Linked DNA regions of Homo sapiens: regions 1 and 3 are each linked to region 2. Evidence: chromatin contacts called from ENCODE Hi-C or POLR2A ChIA-PET data. All regions are on one chromosome and are shown on one strand. Each heading gives the region's core, a stretch centred on a gene start or an enhancer-like site at or near the end of the contact. The rest is flanking DNA. Distances are from core to core; before and after follow the strand shown. Region 1 has its middle 17 kb from the start of PAIP2B. Region 2 holds the start of ZNF638 (zinc finger protein 638). Region 3 overlaps LOC105374797 (a long non-coding RNA gene).

The links. Hi-C counts contacts between places; a loop is a spot of excess contacts on that map. ChIA-PET counts read pairs that join two places held with the same protein, here RNA polymerase II (POLR2A). Pooled maps may share reads with other maps.
Region 1: a pooled map shows a loop between it and region 2 (2.6-fold over the local background). The contact joins the enhancer-like site here to the promoter of ZNF638 in region 2. A Hi-C loop is called at or near these places in 2 of 50 pooled maps. POLR2A ChIA-PET finds 5 or more read pairs at or near these places in 6 of 52 experiments (Caco-2, H1, MCF 10A and 2 more).
Region 3: POLR2A ChIA-PET joins it to region 2 with 10 read pairs in WTC11. The contact joins the enhancer-like site here to the promoter of ZNF638 in region 2. A Hi-C loop is called at or near these places in 21 of 168 maps with a recorded cell type or tissue (B cell, CD8-positive, alpha-beta T cell, PC-3 and 11 more), 12 of 37 single-sample maps with no recorded cell type and 33 of 50 pooled maps. POLR2A ChIA-PET finds 5 or more read pairs at or near these places in 17 of 52 experiments (A549, AG04449, CD4-positive, alpha-beta T cell and 12 more).

The regions. Positions count from the first base shown.
Region 1 is chr2:71,241,358-71,245,862 of GRCh38, reverse strand. No RefSeq gene overlaps it. Among named protein-coding and RNA genes, the nearest start is that of PAIP2B, 17 kb to the right of the region's middle. Within about 2 kb of position 2,007, at least 5 of the 41 ENCODE cell types and tissues checked have a DNase peak (open chromatin) inside an H3K27ac peak, as active enhancers do.
Region 2 is chr2:71,329,548-71,333,911 of GRCh38, reverse strand. It overlaps ZNF638 (zinc finger protein 638), which reads right to left and starts at 2,130. Exons shown (of 28, transcript NM_014497.5): 1 at 2,037-2,130. RefSeq lists enhancers at 1,164-1,849, 1,850-2,537 and a silencer at 2,121-2,330.
Region 3 is chr2:71,260,200-71,264,227 of GRCh38, reverse strand. All of the region lies in intron 2 of LOC105374797 (a long non-coding RNA gene), which reads left to right. Among named protein-coding and RNA genes, the nearest start is that of PAIP2B, 35 kb to the right of the region's middle. Within about 2 kb of position 2,472, at least 2 of the 41 ENCODE cell types and tissues checked have a DNase peak (open chromatin) inside an H3K27ac peak, as active enhancers do; they include heart right ventricle, where a contact is called at or near this core.

The DNA of each region.
Region 1 (4,505 bases), core at 758-3,257, 88 kb after region 2:
CAACCCAAATGTCCATCAATGATAGATTGGATTAAGAAAATGTGGCACATGGCTGGGCACAGTGGCTCACGCCTGTAATCCCAGCACTTTGGGAGGCTGAGGCGGGCGGATCACGAGGTCAGGAGATCAAGACCATCCTGGCTAACACGGTGAAACCCCGTCTCTACTAAAAATACAAAAAATTAGCCGGGCATGGTGGTGGGCACCTGTAGTCCCAGCTACTCTGGAGGCTGAGGCAGGAAAATGGCATGAACCCAGGAGGTGGAGCTTGCAGTGAGTCGAGATGGCGCCACTGCACTCTAGCCTGGGTGACAGAGTGAGACTCCATCTCAAAAAAAAAAAAAAAAAAGAAAAGGAAATGTGGCACATATACACCATGGAATACTATGCAGCCATAAAAAAAGATGAGTTCATGTCCTTTGCAGGGACATGGGTGAAGCTGGAAACCATCATTCTAAGCAAACTATCACAAGGACAGAAAACCAAACACTGCATGCTCTCACTCATAGGTGGGAGATGAACAAGAAGAACACATGGACACAGGGCAGGGAGCATCACACACCAGGGCCTGTCAGGAGGTGGGGGGCTGGGGGAGGGATAGCATTAGGAGAAATACCTAATGTAAATGATGAGTTAGTGGGTGCAGCAAAACAACATGGCACATGTATACCTAGGTAACAAACCTGCACATTGTGCTCATGTACCCCAGAACTTAAAGTATAATAATAAAAAAAGAAAAATGATAGCTGTGATTTATTAGCATGAAAAAATGCTCAATATTTTTTTCAAATGAAAAAAGGAGACTAGAGAACATTATGTATATGACAGTCCCATCTGTGGCTGTGTGTGGTGGGGGGTGTTTAAAGAGAGAGTTATATGGAAGGAAACAGGTTATCTCTGGATAATGATATTTCTGGACACATTTGCCACCCTTTTAATATTTTTCTGGTTTGCCAGCCTTTTAATATTTTCCTGGCTCATTAGATTTGTTTATTAATATAAACTGTCATTTTGTCTAGAAAAATAGACACCCTTGTCTAGATAAAATATATTCATTCTTCAGAGCCCTTGGTCATCAACTCAAGGAGAGGATAAGGTGGGCAGGACAATTCTCTTCATTTTTCAGATGGAATATCTGAGAGCTAGAAGACAGATGAGGGACCTTGCCAAATGGCCACACAGCAAGTTAATGTCAAAAGTATTCAAAAAGTATATTTGCTAGCTATTATATAATTAGCTATTATGTAAAAGTACAGGACACTTACCACAATCATTAGGAACTTATCTCAGGATGCAAGATTTACACTATGTATTCAGGTGATAACACCTAAATAGCTATGGACAAATAGCATGTGCCATAAAAATTTGAGGAATTTCAGGCTTCTGGTTAGATAATGGAAAACCTTAAAGCAGCAGCTTGGAAGGAATTCACATGGCAAATGGTTAGGAAATATCGCTCCTAAGAACAAAAGGGCAGGTGGAAACTGGAGACCCACAGTTTATTCCATTCCTGTTTGTATGGGCTCCCCATGCCCCATACAGTCTGAAACCCTTTGTAGTTCTCATTTATACTTTAGTTTTTTCCACTCTCTGTGTGCCCTTCAAGGACAAGAACCATGTCACATTCACCAGTGGGTCCACAGCACCAAGCTCAGCAGCAGATATAGAAAAGATAGTCAGTAGGTGGGTGTTGAATGAAGAGATGAATGGATGAGGCAGTATCACTATGTACAAGACCTTGGAGACCCACAGACCATTCCTGTTCTTATCTACTTCCCATATTTTCTAATTTTCCTCCCCAGCATATAGGTGAAATTAATACATGTATCACTTTTCAGGATACAAGATGCAAATACACAAGTGCTGGGGAAGTGACAAATTAGAGCCACTGTCCTACCTGTTTCCCCAGGCCCTCAACTCCTGGCTCTGCCAAGGGCTCGCTGCCCAGAAACAGATGCTGTTCTCTCTCCTGCCAGCTTGCTGTGCTGACAGCTATAATTGCTAAATGAACAGCCTGTGTTTCTAGTAGGGAGAGAGGTTTTCAAAAGAGTGTTTGGGCTCCTGCAGCCCTGGAAAGGGAACACAATATTGGGCAATCAGAAACTACCACCTCAGCAGGAGAGATTTTCCATTACAGGAGGGGTAAATTTGGAACCTGGAAGTATTCTTGGAATTTTGGTTCCCAGAGTATAGTGGGACACTTGTGATCATTGGGAATGTGGATGCACTTTGCTTTCAGCATGCAAGCTACCATAGAAAAATAATGATTTGCAGAAGATAAATTGCATAATGGTAGTGAGGTTTGTGTGTTCTGGAAGTGTATTTAGGACATGGAATCTTAAATAACTAAGTATTTATTTAATAAATAAGTATTTGTCGGGCATGTACATGTGGAATAGAGAAACCAAGAATTCTGAAAAATGAACCTTGAAGAAAAGGTAACTTTGCTGGGGAATAAATCAGACAGTCACAAAGACATAACTAAAAATGCTAGACAAAAGTGATAAAGATCATATAACAGATACAAGTACTTGCAAAAAGAAATTATTACTCCCAATCCCCTTAAAATAGATGTATTTGCAAATGAATATTTAGATTACTGAAATCAGGAGAGACCTAAGAAACCGCTAGAGAACTTTGCAAACTATGTTATTGCCATCTCTAATCTCAAATTTGCTCTGCAAAGTTTCCTTATGATAAAGACCTTTGCCCAATGTTTCTGGTCGACATTGATAATTGATAACATATTTTCACCCACATAGTCTTGATTTTTCATTAGCATAATCATTTTATACCTAGCTGTATTTTAGCTTCTGGTAGATCTATTGATAAAAACTAATTTTTAGCTTTTATTTATAACTGCTTTTAAGAAAAATATTTAAACGGAAAAACAAAAGAATAGTACATGGAATTATTACCTGCATCCAAAACTAGTTAAATTTTTGTCATATTTACTTCACATATATGTATATATATGAGTATGTATTACTAAACCATTTCAAAGTGAATTTCAGTTGTCATGAGTTAATCTTTAAATATTTTCTTAGAGCTCGAAAACATTAAGAATATTCTCCCTATTAACTGCAATAGCACCATTACAACCAACAAAATTACCAATAATTCTCTAATGCTATCTAACATCTCCAGTACATATTTGTATTTTCTCAACTATTCCAAATGTATCAAAAGTATTTTAAAGCTTATTATTTAAATAAATGGTCATTGATATCGTCATTACCACTAAATAACTATCACAGTATCATGTGTATTCTTAGTTATATAATGTTCCCTCCTAACCTGTGCATTTAAGTTTGGCCAGCCTACTCAAGCATCTTGAGATTGCCCCCCTCTTTTTTTTTTTTGAGACAGAGTCTTGCTCTATTGCTCAGGCTGGAGTGCAGTAGTGTAACTTCGACTCACTGCAACCTCCGCCTCCCAGGTTCAAGCGATTCTTCTGCCTCAGCCTCCAGAGTAGCTGGGATTACAGGCGTGTGCCACCACGCCTGGCTAATTTTTGTGTTTATAGTAGAGATGGGGTTTCACCATATTGGCCAGGCTGGTCTCAAACTCATGATCTGCCCGCTTCAGCCTCCCAAAGTGCTGGGATTACAGGCGTGAGCCACCATGCCCGGCCTGGCTATCTTGACCCTTTCTACAAGTTCTAGCTAGGTCCTCTTTCCCTTTTGTGTTGTTGTTGTTGTTTGCCTTTATTCCTTACCTTCCTTTCGTCTGGCTCCTAACCTAGCTTTATTTGCTTTTGTCACCTCTCAGACGTGACACTACTTTCCCTCTCCAATCTTAGCCTTGGCTCTCTTTTGAACAGTTGTTGGACTCTCCCTCTGGATGTCTTTCTGTCAGCTGTTCTATCCTAATTGACTTAACCAATGCCAACATCAGCCAGATTATGCCTTTGAGGTCTGCTGGGGCCCCTATCTTGGGGGATGGGACATCCTATCTTGGGGCCCTGTATTGGGGGATAGTTCATGATGGGTAGAGTGGAGGGGATTTCAAGTACCATGGAGGATTTGTCATGATTCAGCCACACCAGTCTTGCCCTGCCTCACTGTGGCTGACTACTCTTGCACGGCCCCATTCCTGGCTCCCATGTCTCTGCCTGGCAACTTCACATTGCTGCTTCATTGAACTATCTGTTTGGTGCTGTTCTCTAGACCTCAAATACAAGAAGAGTTTTTCTGCATTCCAATTATGCTTAGAATCCTCTTCTTAGGGCAGATAGAGAGGGCAGATCAGTACATGCAAGTACCCAAGGAAGCCAATGATTTGATGTTCCATTAAATCAGTGCTTAAAGAGTATTTGTTCAGTGTTTCTTTAGAGAAAAAAGCACTGTGTGGGGAAGGACTACAGGTCCTTGTGTATTTGCATACTCAACTCAGCAAAACAAAGCCTTGTGGTTGACTGGACCCACTTTCTGTAAAAGAAAAAAAAAACATTTGGGAAGAAGAAAGGAAGCAATATTGCTGAAGTTGAAATGTTGGGGTAGGGG
Region 2 (4,364 bases), core at 881-3,380:
AGCACTTCAATTTTGAAATACAAGTAACAGCTAACATTAAGCACCTAGTATGTGCCAAGGAATACGAGCTTTCCATACACTGTCTCACTTAACAGTCACTCACAAAAATCCCAAGCAGGAAGTAATAATGTCACCATTTTAGAGATAAGGAAACAAAAGCTCAAGAAAGACTAAAATAATTTACCAAAGTCTCACACATACTGAGGAAAAGGGAGATGTGAATCCAGATCTTCCGACTGCAAAGCCTATTCTCTTTCCACTAAACTACTTGTCTCATTTTCTTCCACTTACATAAAAACAAAATTTCCGGAGATCACCTACTTAAGAGCACCCAAGAAAAACCCTAAGATAGTCAAGTACAAAGTGATGACTTTTTTAAACTACAGTACCTAAACCTTTTTAACCTAGAGTACCTGCCGTATACACCCTCCAAAACAAAATGCAAAAAAGGATTACAAAACAAATACAACCAATATACAATAAATATGTGACCATAAACACATTATGAAAACTAGTTAATAAAAACGAATAAGATTTTGTGATTTCTTCCAACTGTTATATTTACCCTTTCTTGGTTCCAAGACAAATAAATCCCCAAGGAAGGAATGGCCCAGCATATTTTAATGTATAACATGCTGGGACGCCCTGTAATTATTTAGAAGTACATATTACAGAATATGGAGTACAAAATAAAATATAAAATGCTGTCAAACTTTTTTAAAAGACAGCAACATAAGTCCACTAAGTCTCAAATGTCTAATCATTAACAAAATTTAAAGCTATTTGAATGTCATTTACATGTTTGTTTTTCTCCGAAAACTTCCTTAAATTCACCTTTTTTTGGTCAATCCTTTTCTCCAGGTTATCAATTTTTAATTGTAAATCTGAACCAGCAAGCACAACATCCCTGAAAAAATAATCCTTTACAACAAATGAGGGGAAAAAGCAGAAAATTTTTTGTGCAAAATTCCAGAGCTCGTTGGAAAAAGTACTTGAACATAAATCGCTGGATCCTGGTGACAAGTTTTTCATCGGGACTCCTTTAAACTACTACAATTTCTGGTCCTGGCCCCAAACTTCGCCTAAGGACAAATTTTAAGATTAAGAAAAATTAGCTTCAGGTAGCCTTCACTCTATAGCTCAATCCATGATTTTGTAATACTGAAGTATCCCTCATTAACAATTACCTCAAACAACAAAAGATCTATTTCAAACGTTCTCAAGGATTCCAGTCTGTGATATATACATTCCCCCTTCCTTTAAGAGAACGGGGCCCAAGCTAAGAATCACACAAAAACAATTCACTAACGTTCTGTTTTCACAATTCCTCTGAGAAATTTGGAAATACTGTTAGGTATCACAACCATTTATGAGTCCTCAGTCTCCCACAGAGGTGATATTTTCTTTGGTTTCATACCTGCACTACGCAGCACAGAACACCAGCCCGGAAAAGCCGCTGGATCCTAACATTCCCTCCTTCATCCCGACACCCCCTCCCCAACCCCAAACACAAACACGCTCTTCTCTCCACGCTTCTTGCACAATGTCGCTGGTCAGAGGGCTCGGCTCAAACTCCACCGCCTCTTCGGGCCCGACGGGAACGCTTCCTCCCTGCTCGGCATTCCCTCACCACCGCTTCCTCGGCTGTCAGGCCCAGCGCAGCCTCGGCAGGCCGGGCGCTGCTGGGGAAGGGGCCGCCTCGGCCTCGCCAAAGGGCTCTTCACGATCCTCGGCCCAGTGCAACGGCGTCAGGCAGCTCTTCTCGAGGCAGGGTCCTTCACGAGTACCCGGACGGGCCCTCCCGGGTAGCGAAGTGAATAAACGACGGAGCAGGGCAGCACAGCACAGCTTCCCTTCCCATCCCGGGGGTCCCCCAACCTCCTCCCGCCCCCGCCGTCTGCCCGCCGCCATTTTGTGCGGAGCCGCTGCGACACAGATACAATAGTCGGCCCGGATCTCACAGGAAGGGCTCAGGACCCCCACGATACCGGCCTCCGCCTTCCAACCCCCTACTCCCCACAGGGCAGCGGTCCTACCTATGCCTACCCGACTAACAGCTGGATCCCATCCGCGCCCCACACAGTTTAGCACTCAGCCTCCAGTCTCGACGCCGAAAACGCTACCGCCTCCAAAGAGCTGCACGCATGCGCGCCTCCCAGCTCCTGCGAGCCCTCGTAGGCTCCCGGCGCCTGCGTACCGCTGGCACCGCGCTCGCCCGAAGCCCGAGAAGAGCCGGGCGGAGCGGGCTCCCGGAAGGGGCGCTCCCGCGTGGTGGCGGCGAAGGCGTGCGGCAAAAAAAAAAAAAAACTCCAGCGCCGTCTTCACTCTTTTGCTGGTTCTGTGCCTGTCCTCTCCAAACCGCTCATCCTTTTAAGACCTATATTGTCTCACCTCCTTCATGAAGTCTTCCCTGATCATTTGTGCCTTCAATAATAACATTATATGGCCAGGCGCGGTGGTTCACGCCTGTAATCCCAGCACTTTGGGAGACCGAGGTGGGTGGATCATCTGAGGTCAGGAGTTCGAGACCAGCCCGGCCAACAGGGTGAAACCCCGTTACTAAAAACACAAAAAATAGCCGGTGGCGCGCGCCTGTAGTCCCAGCTACTAGGGGGTGCTGAGGCAGGTGAATTGCTTGAACCCGGGAGGCGGAGGTTGCAGTGAGGGAAGATTGCACCACTGCACTCCAGCCTGGGCAACAGAGTGAGACTCCATCTCAAATAATAATAACAACATTATATTATAACAGGTTATATTCGCGCCTAGCACGTTAATATAATGCTTTGTATGGTCAAGATTTTGCCTGCTTTTATCCTGTCACCTTGCACCTTTTGATCCCTATGGCAATGATGTGTGTCATAGCTACTCAAAACTGTAAAGTAGAATTCAACCAAAGCTATTCAGCTAAAACTTTAACACTCTGAAAATCCTTTTGTCATTTCACAATAAAAAGCCCTATCTGTGTGGTAGATATTTGTAATCTCCATTTTACCCATGGAAAACCTTGGGATGACAGACGTTAAAGAACTGTGTTATGCAATGTTTTATCTTCTCGAGGTGGCTGTACTACACCAATATGAAAACCCAGTCATTGTTCAAAATCTGGTAAAGCTACAAGCCCTGCCGTATGCATACCACACAAATCACACCACCCACCCTGAGTCTCACACATCGGTTTTACCTAGCACTCAAGCAAATGCATTTCTTTTATTCACATTAAAACAAGCATTTGAAAGACTAAAAAGAAAAGTCGTTTTAAAAAGATATCTTATCGGATTTTCATTTCAAACCAAAAATCCTGCTAGGGACAACAAATCAAAAACAACAAAGAAAAAGCCAACAAGCTCCCCCTAAACACCAAATAACCCATGTTAACATTTGATAAGTTTCCTTCCATACATTTCTTTATATTCATACAAACACATTATTTGCATGTAACAGGAAATGTTTTCTTTTTTCACACATTAGCTATTTGCTTTTCTGATTACTGACATTTCTCCAAGTAAACCATATAATCCTTTTTTAAATAATTGTATAATATTCATAGTATAGCTGCCTCAGCAATTATTCAGCCTGTTGTTGAACACTGAAGTTGTTTCCAGTCTTTTTGCTACTGCAAACACTGCTGTATACAAAGACTTACCAAATTATGCTTTAATTTCTAAAGGCTAGAATCATCATAGTGGGAATGCTAGATTAAATGTATATGTGTGTACATACATTTAATTTTAATAGGTGTTGTAGAAAAACTTCCCAAAAAGTTTCTACAAAGTGTCACTTCCACTAAATATGTAAGAAAATAGGCAGGGCAAGGTGGCTCATGCCTGTAATCCCAGCACTTTGGGAGGCTGAGGCAGGTGAATCACAAGGTTAGGAGTTCAAGACCAGCCTGACCAACATGGTGAAACCCAATCTCTACTAAAAATATAAAAATTAGCTGGCTGTGGTGGTGCACGCCTGTAATCCCAGCTACTCGGGAGGCTGAGGCAGGAGAATCACTTGAACCCAGGAGGCAGAGGTTGCAGTGAGCCGAGATCACGCCACTGCACTCCAGCCTGGGTGACAGAGTCAGACTCTGTCTCAAAAAAAAAAAAAAAAAAAAAGAAAATAACCATTTCCCTACAAACTCACTTCTTTCTCAAACCTGAAATACTTTAAATATCATTGGACTTACCTGTTCTTTAAAGTTTGAAATAATTCACCTTTGAAATATCTTGTTTGGTGCTTTTTCTGAGAGTTGTTCTTCTCTAATTTTCTCTTGATACTTTATGATATTTAGTTGGATAAGAATTTCTCTCTCTTCCACAATGAATTTGGTAATTTATATTTTGCTTGAAAAGCATCCATTTCATCTAGATTTTCAA
Region 3 (4,028 bases), core at 1,223-3,722, 70 kb after region 2:
TGTAATCCCAGCACTTTGGGAGGCGGAGGCAGGTGGATCACCTGAGGTCAGGAGTTCGAGACCAGCCTGGCCAACATGGTGAAACCCCGTCTCTACTAGATACAAAAAATTAGCTGGGCATGGTGGCACATGCCTGTAATCCCAGCTACTTGGGAGACTGAGGCAGGAGAATCTCTTGAACCTCGGAGGCAAAGGTTGCAGTGTGTCGAGATTACACCATTGCACTCCAGCCTGGGCGACGAGCAAAACTCTGTCTCACAAACCAAACAAACAAAACAAAACATATGTGTAAATAGTTCACACATGAAGAAACTCAGAAAAGTTAATTTTGGGGAAATTATTAGCCTTGCTGCAGTGCTAATTGAAAATTAAAAAAGAGAATATTGATGGAGTTAAATTGAGAAAATTATTTATTAGAACAACTTTTCAAGAGTGCTGTAGCAAAGCACACGATCTATGAAATCGTTTATTTTCAGCTCATAATCTACATTTGGGATTATAGTCAAAACTATTCAAATACCCAATAACTGGGAAGATACGTATTAAAGTAGCAAACATGGGCTATATTATAATAATAAATGGGAAATTATGTATAAGATAATGAGAAAAGTAGAATACTAACTAGTTTGCAAATGTGATGACTGTACATAAATAAGTCTACATTGTTGAATATAATGAAGAGAAATTAGTAAGACATGGTACCAGAATTCTTCTTAGGGAGAAAAAAAAAACTGTCTTTATTTGGGAAAATACCCTGATAAGCTGTTTCGGGTATAAAATGACACTCTGAAAATATGGGTACGAGCGGAAGCCCTGGCAACACAAGAAAAACTGCCCTGCCTGAACCCCGAGAGAAATTAATTTTTCCCCCTGAGAGAAAGAAAAATAAAGTGGTGAGAAGAGATGAGCCAAGCAAGGAGGAGAGGGGAGAGACAAGTCAAGGGGAGAAGTCTGGGTGGTACATAGAATTAAGGAATAATGGGAATCTCTGGGGAAAGGGTAAAAAAATTGACCTTTTATAGAACAAGAGTGTCTAATATACAAATTTAAAGTTATTTTTCCAAATCTTAAAATCTCACTAAAACTTTATGTGAATGGGGTTTTGTAGAAACTGAGGGAAAGGCTCATGTTGAGGTGGTTGGAACAGTGAAAAGACAGTGCTCATAAAAGTAGGGGCTCAGGAGTAGAAAGGACAGAAGAAAATAAGCCCCTCAGAAATTACTGGTAATTGGCCAGGCACAGCAGCTCATGCCTATAATCCCAGCACTTTGAGAGGCTGAGGTGGGTGGATCACTTGAGTCCAGGAGTTTGAGACCAGCCTGGGCAACATGTTGAAATGCCCTCTACAAAAAAGTTGGCCAGGCACATGTCTATAGTCCTAGCTACTAGGGAGGCTGAAGTGGGAGGATTGATTGAGCCAGCAAGGTTGAAGCTGCAGTGAGCTGAGATCATACCACTGCACTACAGCCTGGGTGACAGAAACCCCGTCTCAAAAAAAAAAAAAAAAAAGAAATTACTAGTGATGCTAATCTTTGAAGGGCTATGGACACCCACATTGGATGTCCGGATGACCTTATTTTGATTGCAAAGGGGAGGGAGGGTCTGGCTGACATTTTCCTTACATAAGGATAAGAAGATAACATGATGTAAATGTAGGTGTTTTAAGTTTATGAGAGGCTTAAATGTATGAATTTTTGTTAAAAAATGTCCATTTGTTCTAACAACATTGATTCCCAACTACTAACTAAAACAGAATGAATGGATCCTGGTTAAGCTCCTGTCTCAGTGAAATCCAGTGGACATGATTCAAGTGTACCTGTATGATGGGTAGGAGAAATGGAAATGAATATGTAAAATGTAATAATTTATACTCTTTCTTAGCAGTAAGGTTGGAAGGAATTTAGGTGAGATCATCCAAATTTAGAGAAATCATCCTTTTATTATTTTTTTTTTGAGACAGGATCTTACTCTGTTGCCCAGGCTAGAGTGCAATGGTGTGTGCACAGCTCACTGTAGCTTTGACCTCCCAGGCTCACTTGATCCTCCCACCTCGGCCTCCTGAGTAGCTGGGACTATAGGTGCATGCCACCACGCCCAGCTCATTTTTGTATTTTTTTATAGAGATGGGGTTTTGCCATGTTGCCCAGGCTGGACTCGAACTCCTGGGCTCAAGCGATGTGCCTGCCTTGGCCTTCCAAAGTGCTGGGATTATAGGCATGAGCCACCATGCCCAGCTAGGAAAATCATTCTAATGCATTTTATGTTGAAGTGTTACTAGAGCAAAAATATGGTCAAATATTCAAGAAGGCTGGTATGTGATAAAGTTCAAAAGAATGAATGTGTCAATAGCACTTTCATGGAGTGTTTAGAAGTTCTTAATTGCCCAGCTCCAGAATTCATGACTTCCATTGACCTGGCCAGAGGAGGATTACTAAACAGTCCTAATTTACAGATGGCAGGTCTGTGGCACAGGGCCTAGAAGTGATTTCCCAAGGTTATAGAGCAAGCCAAAGGGTGAGATGAAAATAGAACTGTACCTCACACTCCCATGCAGCTATATGATAACTTGTGTACTGTCAGCAAAGAGTTGTGGAATGAATGTCCTGGACAGGTTAGCATAGATTTATGGCTAAAGGAGTCTTGCTCAATAATTGCAAATGTTACTTGACAACAGCAAATGACCTACCTAATCTTATAAACAGTAACATCCTGGGCACTTTGGCAAAATCTTCAGAGAAAATAAAATTCCTGTTCGACAATTGAAAAAAATTTTAAATGCACAGCTCCATTGTCATGAAGCTACCACTTTTGTAATGCTTAAGCCTATAGAGATAGTCACCTTCAACCCTCCCCCTCTAAAGACTAAACTTCCAAGTGGTGACTCCTCAACTCTGTAATATCAGCAAACTTATAGGATCTTGCAGAAGTGTCTAAATGTTTTCATAAGTTTAGGATTTTCTAGAGACTAAAGTCTTCACTGGTAATTTTCTGCAAGTCTCCTTACTGAATTAACAGAACTAGAAAGTAGAGTGGAAGAATCTGATAGTGACAGCCTAGGGCTCAGCCACTAAATTTATGTCTCTAGGTAGCCAGGCTATGGAGAGATCGCTCACCTAGCTGTGATGCTTATACCTAGGGATGTTTTAGGAAAACAACAAAAGGTAGGACCACTATTACGTGACTGTTCTCTAGGATGGCTTCTTACGTTGTACTGATCTACTTAATAGATAGGTTAAAATTTCATGTTTTCAGAAGTGTGTTCATCCCATTCCCACTTTTCAGAAAGGATTTTTTTTTTTTTTTTTTTTTTTTTTTTTGAGACACAGTCTTGCTCTTGTCTCCCAGGCTGGAGTGCCATGGCACGATCTCAGCTCACTGCAACCTCTGCCTCCGGGGTTCAAGCCATTCTCCTGCCTCAGCCTCCAGAGTAGCTGGGATTACAGGTGCCCGCCACCACACCCGGCTAATTTTTGTATTTTTAGTAGAGACGGGGTTTGGCCATGTTGGCCAGGCTAGTCTCGAACTCCTGACCTCAGGTGATCCACCAGCCTCAGCCTTTCAAAGTGCTGGGATTACAGGCGTGAGCCACCATGCCCGGCCTCACAAAGGATTTTTAAAAATGATTTCTGTGGGCCGAGATGGCACCACTGCACTCCAGTCTGGGCGACAGAGCAAGACTCCGTCTAAAAAAAACAAAAATAGATTTCTGTGTAAATGGTCTAATACTTTCGGTCCAGCCCTAAGTGAGACTCACAATCACAGGGATTCTGTTTTGTTTTTGTTTGTTTGTTTGTTTGTTTGTTTGTTTTTGAGACAGAGTTTCACTCTTGTTGCTCAGGCTGGAGTGCAATGGTGCGATCTTGGCTCACTGCAAACTCCGCCTTCCAGGTTCAAGCGATTCTTCTACCTCAGCCTCCCGAGTAGCTGGGATTACAGGCATGCACCACCACTCCCGGCTAATTTTGTATTTTTAGTAGAGACGAGGTTTCTCCTTGTTGGTCAGGCTGGTCTCGAACTCCCGATCTCAG